Linked DNA regions of Homo sapiens: region 1 is linked to region 2. The links are chromatin loops, found by intact Hi-C in ENCODE. Cell type or tissue: heart right ventricle. All regions are shown on one strand. Region 1 overlaps CD44 (CD44 molecule (IN blood group)). Region 2 overlaps SLC1A2 (solute carrier family 1 member 2).

Region 1 (5,000 bases), 120 kb after region 2:
TCCTACACTTTACAGTTGAGATTTTAAGTGTCCAAAGAAGGGTTCAGGGCCTACACTTTGATGAGAGAAATCTGCATTTCCTTCTCTTATTACTGGCTGTGAGAATCAGATCAGCAGAAAGGAGAAGCCTGCACTTTCCGGCAGACTTCTTTCTAAAGGACATTTTCTCATTGAATCACACAGTCAATTCATTCATTTGTAGTTTTTCATAATTTCATTCATTCATTCAAAACTATTGATTCATAGTTTTTCCTTCCTCTGATGGAAAAATCATTCTGATTCTATATACACATTGCCAAAAGGAAAACATACAGGACATTTAAGAATATCAATCATATCCCCAGATCCACAGGCCTTTCTGATATATGAAGTGGTACAAGACCCTATTCTCACTAAGAATGATGAAGGAGATTTGACGTGATAATGGACGTCCTCTCCCCTAACACTAAAAGGTCTGACATCCAGGAGAGCTGATAAGCAAAAGACAAAGCAGTTTACCTGTCGTTGCTGTTGTTGTGAGATCCTGAGTCTTAGGCTGTGAATTACCAAACCAGGACCATATCTAGTTATTTTGCTCCTGAGCTGTTGCGTGGCTGTTTGAGTGCACAGTTGAAGTAACTGGATCAATTATGAAAGTATCACTTAGTGATATTCCCTCTACAAATCTTTACTTTCAGTTCTGCCTATATATGATGTCTGTATCTATTATTGAATGATAATTAGAAAAGAAAATCTAGGCCTGGTTTTATCTTTCCAGACTCCTAATGTCTCCCACAATCTTAGGACAACATCAGAAATGCAAATTCCTCATGGGTATAAATTTCATGCTACTCATTCTTCAAACTGAATCCCCTGAATTCATGATCAAAGCAAAATCAAGCAGCAATTTAATAACCTGTGAAGGAAAGAGATTTTCTATTTACTTGATTGGGCGACTGAGCCATGAGCTGGAGGTTTTCGAAGCAGCATTTCAAACGACTGCTTTCATGCATTTATCTTTGGATTATCTTTGGGTTGCTAGTGTGTATTTTTCACATCTGTCTAGCATTGTACCCAGGTAGTTTGTGATGACAACTGGCATTTCAAAGCTCCGCCCACACGCATCAGCCTCAGGTCAAACTTCATACTTGAGCAGGAACTTTGCAAAGAAAATGTGTTCAAAGTGTCGAAATCAGATAAAACTTCCTCAGGTATCCATCTATCATTTCTGTCACTTTTTATTCTAATTCAATATGTGTTTCTACCAAAAACTAGAGTTGCCAAAGTTAGAGAAATTCCAGACTTTTCTCAAATTAGAGAAAATATCATCAGTAACATTTTGCAATTTAAAATCTCTCATTCGACTCTCAAGTTTGACTTGAGTCCAGCATGTTTTCTTATTGAAATGGAATGGCAAAAACCATCAGGATAAATATCTAATTTAAGCCAGCTGAGATTTTAAAAAGCCACTTTAAATTATATATCCCTTTGAAAATCTACGTTATGTCCTCCTTCCTCAAAAAAGTGATGCTACATATACACACTCAAAATTTTGCATATTATTTCAGATAGTTCTAGAATGCCTTATGGTCTACCATTGAACCTACTGAAGGTCCATGAACCCTAGGTTAAAAACTTTGACTCTATCTATATAAAATGCCAACAGCTGGCACAGTATGTTCTGTCCTCTAAATCAAGCTTGTCCAACCCGTAGCCTGTGGGCCACCTGTGATGCAGGATGGCTTTGAATGTGGCCCAACAAAAATTCATAAACTTTCTTAAAACATTATAAGCTTTTTTTGTTGTTGTTATCCCATCAGCTATGGCTAGTGTTAGTGTATTTTATGTGTGGCCCAGGACAATTCTTCTTCCAATGTGGCCCAGGGAAGCCAAAAGACTGGACACCCCTGCTGCAAAGGACACATTAGTTCAGAACAGAGAGTAGAGAAATAGGAGCCAATTTTACCCATGAAGCCTCCAGACAAACCTGAGCATCCCCGGGAAAATCCACAGACACCACATTCTCACCTCAGAAACTTTATTAAAGATGCATAATTCCCACCACCCTCACCCAATAGTACAACAGGAAAAAATAGTACCAGAGGAAACAAACCTACAAGAACAAGATAGAAATAGGCGTTATTTTTGTCTTCCTGAAAGGAGTGGTATGAGGGGGAAAAATGGAAAAAGCTACTGCCTAGCCAGCAGAATTTCTAATTTTCCCCACCCAAATAGGCCATACCAGATCTGAAAAAAAAAAAAAAAAAAAAGAAAGAATTCCTTTGACACCCAGAAGACAAGGAAATACAGTGTTCCAAGGCAGGAGTCTGCTTCCTGAATTAGTTTAGGTTTCTTGATCCCAGAGAGTTCCAGGTCACCAATAGGAAGAGGCTGATGACACTCAAGATAAACAGCCTGCTGGAAGCCTAAAGCTACCCAGATGGTTATTCTTACTAGCTGTCCCTATTGCCACCCACTACAGGCCCTTCAGGAAGGAATGAGCCAGCCGAGCCAAAGACCGCTTCTTCTGTGCTCTCAGCCAGCACTCCTCTTGACCCCTGCCCTCCTGCAATGCATGAGGGAGGCTTTGCAATCACTCCCTGTCACTCTGTCCCAGCTCTCAGTCCAACAGTGATAAGGTTTTGCAAATCTCCTCACTGGACTTTAGAAATACGATTCTACTCAGGAACCTAACAGTGCTGACTTTTCCTGGCATGCCATTATGCTACGTTCAAGTTTCCACCAGGTTGTTTGCCTTGGTATGTTTCTTTGCATGAAGTGATCCACTTGGAGCTGCTACTGGTCCCATTGGGTCCTATAGTACTTCAGTGACTCTCAGGTTAGCCCTGGACTCATTTGGTAGACTCATTAGTCTCTTTCTTTTTTAGCTGCTGAAGGAAACTTAACTAATTTATCTGGGAGGAGAAAGGCACAATTCATTTCTCAGCTCAAATCCTGAACTATGTTTTAGTTAAATCTCATAAACACTCCTTTTCCCTGATTTCTAAACCAATAATATGTAGTCTCCATGAAGGTAAGTCCAACTCTGAATTCCTAGCATCCTAGAGCAGTGTCTGGCATACAGAAGACCTCAGATATTGATTGAATGAATAAATATCTCAGTAATCCTTGCCTCTCTTCAATATTACTTCCTAACTATGTTTATCCTTCGATCCCAAGCATTCTAATAGGCCTGGTACGTAGTAGGTTCTCAAAATACGTTTGCTGACTAACTTAGGAAGGGAAGATACAGTTCTTAAGAGATATTCTATAGGGGTTAATGAAATGTGTGTTTTTAAAACACACATGAAATACTATTTTATATAGGCTATTAGTGGTTTGAATGTTAACTACATATAGTCCCAAGTTATGTTTTATCAGGATTTTCTTCTTTGGTGGGAAGTGGTACTTTAGGGTAGACCTATTCTCCTTCCTGCTGAGACCACTAATTATTGTGTTCGCTAACATCCGACAAAATTGCCTACCATAATGATAAGCACCTTCGACATGGTTACTTTAAAAAGACAGGGAACCCAAGAAGCAGTGAGTAGCTAGCAGCACGGCCCGCTTGGTTTGCAGAAGCCTCTCTCAAGAAGGGTTGCCCACGGGACTACCAACAATAAGCCGATGCAAACTCAAGAGGGCCAATAACCCAAGAAAGTATGGGCAGCTTGAAAACTCTGCTTTTTAAAAAGCTTCAAAGAATGTGCAGGGAGTGATGGGAACCCCAAGCCTATTTGTATCATGCCCTCAGCCAGAGACTGACAGAAATTTAAAACACTATTGCGCAAGTGACCTTAAATGAAATCACAGTACTGTGGGGGTTTCCCTGGCTTCTGGGTGACAAGGAATAGAGAAGGGCCCTGTCTTGAGTATTCACAAGCCAGCGCATTTCTGCCACACTCTTTGGAGGCCCAAGTTTCACCCCTCAGGAGCTATAGCCAGGAAAAGAGAACATCCACACCATACTAGGAAAACCGCTCCAGAGGCAGATGCCCTATTTGAGTTTGATTAATCCTCCACAGGAGGAACATGGCCCATCTGGGAGCCCATTTCAAAACAAACCATAGAAGAAAAGCAAAGAGGGAAACAGGAGACAAGAGAGATGTAAACACTTTCCAGTGGAGCTGAAGCGCGAGGGGCAAACTCCAAAGGAATGGAACGCAATGTTTACATACTTCCACTCTTGCAACCCTAAGTAATGAATTACCCCCACACACCAAGTAAGTATTGAGAACATTCCCCAACAGGCTGGATTATAGAGCTCTTAAGCTGATTTAATTTCACCAGAAAACTCTTCCAGATATGCTTCCTTGGACTAAAAACAAAGGAATTGTTGAGTAAATTATCGTTGGTGAAAATCACTGAATATTACACTATCAATAGTATGAATGTAAATCAAGTTAAAACATAAAAAGCCACAGTTGACCCACGTATGCCTACTGTTCCATTATTGGAAAGCTAAGCATGTGGGAGTTATTTATATCCTACTGCTCATTGTCATCACCAAGGTCTGATTGCAAAAATTCAAAAAATTGCAACCTCAGGCATAAGTGGGTTTTTTAAAAGGTGCTAGTGGAGTGGTATGCAAACTCTATGATCCCAACTTTATGAAAACAATCTTATCCATAGGTGGATAAGAACAAGAAGGAAACATGAAAAAATGAAAACAGTTTTCATATCAGGCTTGAATTGTTACTGTATACCTGGGGATAAGAGAATAAGGAGGGCTCTCCCCAAAATAAAACTTCCAATATGGCACTTCTTATGCTAAGGTAAGAAAAACAGTTATAGATGAGGAAAAAAGGTAGGCAGTAGTAGTCAATGCAGGCAGTTTACTGACAACCACAAGAGCCCACCTCCCTGAATGGCATCACCAGCTTCCAGCTGTCTAGAGACGAGAAAATCAGCACGTGAGTGTGCAATGCTCAGGAAGGTCAGAGACATTTTGCCAGGGAATTGCTATTGGGAAGCACAGTGATTTATTCTCCTTACTGGTAGCAGGGATTCTGTCTGTGCTG
Region 2 (5,000 bases):
CAGTGCCAACAATATGCCCAAGCAGGTGGAAGTGCGAATGCACGACAGTCATCTTGGCTCAGAGGAACCCAAGCACCGGCACCTGGGCCTGCGCCTGTGTGACAAGCTGGGGAAGAATCTGCTGCTCACCCTGACGGTGTTTGGTAGGTACCTGCACTACCCCACCCCCAGCCCCCTCTTCTCTGGGACTCTCCTGGCTCTGTGGGGCAGCTGGTCTCAGCAGCCAGCCCTTCCACCAGAAAGGAAGCCACGTGGTTTGCCTAGGGCCCTGTCTGCCCAGGCTTCAGTGATATAATTTTCCTCCTTACCTCCTCTAGCCATTCATTCTCCTTTGGATTCTAGTAGTTCTTAAATTTTTTGCAAATAAATATCTTGTGAGAGTGTTGGCATGTGGATTCCTATACTTATGGAGACTTTGCTTTGGGCCACCTGAAATGAGGTCCTGCAATCTACATATTAGCAAACCTAGGTGGTTCCAAAGCATTGGTCCATGGACCACATTTAGAGAACCGCCTGCATCAAGATAAGCACAAGTATTGCACAAAACCCCACTAAAATGGCTCCCAAGGTCTGAGCTTCTTCAGACACATCATTAATTTAGGTAATTTGGGCACATTAGCTAATGAGGTCAGTGTGGAAGATGTTTGCCCCAATGCCTTGATCTGCTCCAGCTCCATCTTGCAAGTCCTCTTCCTCCTCTGCTTCAGGCCTCACCCAGGCGATGGTTGTTCTCAGGCTATTGATACAATCTTGGTCTTAAGATTCCCGTGAGGGTTTATTGAAAATGGGGCAATATACAGTTTCTTGTAATGACAACCACACCATTTCCTTTCTCAATCCCTCCCTTGTTCTGCAGCTCTCACTTAGGTTTCACAGAGAAGCAGTGAACAACTTGTCCTTCCCACCCACCCACCTGCACACACCTACCTGAACCCCTCCATTCCATGGCCTTTCCTTTGAGACAGATGCCTTGGTTGCCAGTGGCCCAGGATCAGGACTGGGAGCTCGCCACAGCTAAGTTCACTTAATAAGAAACCACAGGCATGGTTAGGTTTTCCAAAGGTTACCCGCCATGTAACCACATCTAATTCATCACAGGACTTGAAGAAGTTGGAGAGTGGGATTTTTACCTGCAGAAGAAAAAAAATCAGGCTTTCAGCCACATTACTCCTTCCTCATCTGTGGAATTAACACTGTAGCCTGCATTCCTGGAACTCCATCCCTCCCTTATGGCCAGTGGTACTATGACCCAACTTGTGGTTTCTGAAAGGGTCATTCATGTTGGCCACCCATTTGCAGAGATATAAAATTTTTCTTCTGGGAACTTTGAGTCTGTAAAGTGAAAGATCCCTGCCAGCATCTCTGCCTAAATTGTTTCCTCCAAAATTATATATCTTAGAGTCCATTCTTGAGCTCCCATAAGATCAGCAATCTAAAAGCTATGTAAAAGGACATAGAAGTCAAGGACAAGCCTTGAGAGTGAGCCATGAGGAAATTATTGGAAGCCAAAGAAAATAGATGGGAAGAAAAAAATAGAATTCACACTAGCTTGGTCAATTAAATGTTCATTTTATCTTGCCTCCAGTTACAATGAGAAGACACACATTAAATGCCATGCCATGTGGCCAAGCTTGAGCTGGGCAAGGAGGCAATATCTGTCCTTGTGGGTTCTTTCTTTCTTTTTTCTTTTTCTTTCTTTCTTTCTTTCTTTTTTTTTTTTTTTTGAGATGGAGTCTCACTCCTGTTGCTCACACTGGAGTGCAATGGCACCATCTCAGCTCACTGCAACCTCTGCCTCCTGGGTTCAAGCAATTCTCCTGCCTCAGTCTCCCAAGTAGCTGGGATTACAGGTTTCCGCCACCACACCCAGCTAAATTTTTGTATTTTTAGTAGAGATGGTGTTTCACTATTTTGGCCAGGCTGGTCTCGAACTCCTGACCTCAGGTGACCCACTCGCCTCGGCCTCCCAAAGTGCTGGGATTATAGGCACAAGCCACTGTGCCCAGCCCCTTATAGTTTATTTCTATAAACAATTTCTGGCTCCAAGTAGACAAATAGCCTCAAATAAGTTGGAGTCAAGTTGCCAGTGTGCACTTTCATAAAGCCTTGAGTTCTCCTTGACTCTTTGGGTGCTGACTTTTTAAGAATAGTTGGAGGTATAGAAAGTTCTCTTGCTAGTCATCAAAATCAGCTTCACTTATCTAATGTTGTTTTTGTTACACATTGTTCATCATTTAATACTGCAGAAGCATGAGAAAGGTCAATGTTGCTGAAATAAGTGTCTAGAGTAAGTCATTTGACGAAGGCAAAAAATAAATTCATATTGTTTTCCCCTTCCTTTTAGGTGTCATCCTGGGAGCAGTGTGTGGAGGGCTTCTTCGCTTGGCATCTCCCATCCACCCTGATGTGGTTATGTTAATAGCCTTCCCAGGGGATATACTCATGAGGATGCTAAAAATGCTCATTCTCCCTCTAATCATCTCCAGCTTAATCACAGGTAAGACTACCTCACTAGTGCCTGGCTAACATGGGTCATACTCCTGCCCTGGCTTTTAATTAACTGTAGAATCTCAATTTGGTTGAGTGAATGTGATCGTCTATGTCATTTCATTTCAGAGCTTTGGTTTTCCCGTCTCTGAAATGAGGATAATCAACCCTAAAGAAATAAAAGCTTGCCATCGATTAGTCAGTCTATTTGTCTTTCTCTCCAGCAAAAAAAAGAAAAAAAAAAAAAGAAAAGAAAAGGAAACACAGCCACATGTTACAAGTGATGATACCTCTAGTGGTTTTAAATTTTTTTTTTTTTTGAGATGGAGTCTCCCTCTGTTGCCCATGCTGGAGTGCGGTGGTGCAATCTCAGCTCACTGCAACCTGTGCCTCGTGGGTTCAAGCGATTCTCCTGCCTCAGCCTCCTGAGTAGCTGGGACTACAGGCATGTGCCATCATGCCTGGCTAATTTTTGTATTTTTAGTAGAGACAGGGTTTCACCATATTGGCCAAGCTGGTCTCGAACTCCTGACCTCATGATCCACCCGCCTCAGCCTCCCAAAGTGCTGGGTTTACAGGCATGAGCCACTGCACCTGGCCTTAATTTTTAATGTCTACTTTTCTCCCCTTTCTAAATTATATTTTGTTCAGATACTGATAAAGGTAATAGATGGAAAAGGAAATTATCTACTATTTTAATTGGGAATTGAGGGAGATTGGCATTAAAAATAAATGAAATGCTAGGTATGAAAGCCCTCTGAGTTTTTCAGAACAAAGTTACTCCTAATATGTGGCATCATGTTCACTTATTTTTCACTACCACCAAGTTGGCCAATGTATGATTTGTTAACAGGTGTATATCCTGAGTCCCAGCATCAATTATCTTTGACTAAAATAATTAATTACTTTATTTGAAAGAATTTGTTCTTCCTCTGTGGGCTTATACTGGTATTTTCCTCCTTACCAAATAATATTGCTCAAACAGGGTATAAATTGATGCCCTTTGGAGACTAAACTCTGAGTTAAGGGCAGGAAGCTGAGCTTTGGTCCATATTTGGGTACCAGCCAGCTAAGTGATCTGGAGAAGTTGTTCCCCTGGACTGGCCACCTCATGAAAGAAGTGAGTGAGGCTCTGGTAACTCCAGGAGATTCAGGGGCTGAGCTGGGTTGAGGCTTCAGCTGGTTGACCAGTGACCCCAGTACCTGAAATGCTGGAACTCAGGATCAGGCACTTAGGGGCTAAGTGGGACCTTATCATTCAGCGCTAGATTGAGTGAAAGGGTGCATTTACCATCAGTGCTCCTCTATAAACCAGAGAAAATGTTCTCTGCACCTGTTAACAGGTCATACGTTGGCCAACTTGGTGGGGAAACCTAGCTCCCGTCGGCTAGAATTAGACTAGGTTGTAAAGAGAAGTAGGTCACACGTAGGTCAGCTTAATTTAGAGCAGCTCACATCACTAACTTCTTCCCCCATAGCAAAAAGGACTAACACCCAAAAAGGGGTTCAATCTCTCTTTCTGGTAAAAGCAGGAACTGAAACCAGGAAGTGAACACATTCAAGAAACAACTGGAAAAAAACCCAGTGGGGCTGGAGTTTTTGTGAATTTGCTTGGAATTTCCTCTAACCTCCCTAGGTATAGATGAAGTGCCCACCATTGGCAGGGTGCTTCACGGGGTGTTCCCTAATCCCTGCATGAGGCTGGGAATGTGGATCTTCATGCTTCACCTCAGAGAAATGAGAGGACTGGGCAAAATCGTTATTCTCAGACTCTCCATGTCAGTTACCAGTAATATATTCAAAAGACATTTTGAGTGTGGCACAGAACTACTAGCTTTTTAGTCTTCCAAGTGAGGACATTAAAACATAAATAAATAAACAAGTTAAAAACTAGCATGTACCAGCAGCATCGCTTCATAAAACAAAGGAGATGTTAAGACCAAAAAAAATAAAAAGTGGAAAGGAATAATCTCAGAATTAAAAATGGGATGTCTTCAACTTTATTTTAACTCATTATTGCAGACTGACAAAAAATTTGTTACAGACCATTTGTAAACTCTAAACAGGAGGATCTCCAACTCTCCCAGTTCTGTAAAATCTTGAAAATCTCCCTGGATAATAGAATGATAAACTATGGGATTGATCAAATATTCAATACAGTCGGCCCTGCATATCTGTGAGTCCCACATGTGCAGATTGAAAATATTTGAGAAAAAAAACTAATAAAAAATACAAAATAATGCAAGTTAAAAATATAGTATAACAGTTATGTACATAGCATTTACATTGTATTAGGTATTGTAAATAATTTAGAGGTGGTTTAAAGTAGACAGGAGGATGTGCATAGGTTATATACAAATACTACACCATTTTACAGAAGAAACTTGGGCACTCTCAGATTTTGGTATCTGTTGGGAGTCCCAGAACCAACCCTCTCATGGATATTGAGGGAAGACTACAGTAGGAGATTTAATCAACCATTAACACATTTGAGTAATATGAAGCTAACGTCA

Evidence for each region. Peaks named below come from ENCODE experiments on the same cell type or tissue, not always from the same donor. Only the 100,000 strongest peaks of a DNase experiment are listed, where the experiment ranks them.
Region 1: it touches region 2 in a loop (2.3-fold over the local background); 3 of 110 quality-filtered maps call a loop at or near these places.

What each region holds. Positions count from the first base shown.
Region 1 is chr11:35,190,040-35,195,039 of GRCh38, reverse strand. It overlaps CD44 (CD44 molecule (IN blood group)), which reads right to left. Exons shown (of 18, transcript NM_000610.4): 5 at 4,975-5,000. Among named protein-coding and RNA genes, the nearest start is that of CD44-AS1, 22 kb to the left of the region's middle. In heart right ventricle, no CTCF peak of the experiment used is centred here; a DNase peak (open chromatin) is centred at 2,500; H3K27ac peaks cover 2,832 bases.
Region 2 is chr11:35,312,520-35,317,519 of GRCh38, reverse strand. SLC1A2 (solute carrier family 1 member 2) reads left to right here. Exons shown (of 11, transcript NM_004171.4): 2 at 4-143; 3 at 2,345-2,497. Among named protein-coding and RNA genes, the nearest start is that of SLC1A2-AS1, 33 kb to the right of the region's middle. In heart right ventricle, no CTCF peak of the experiment used is centred here; no DNase peak of the experiment used is centred here.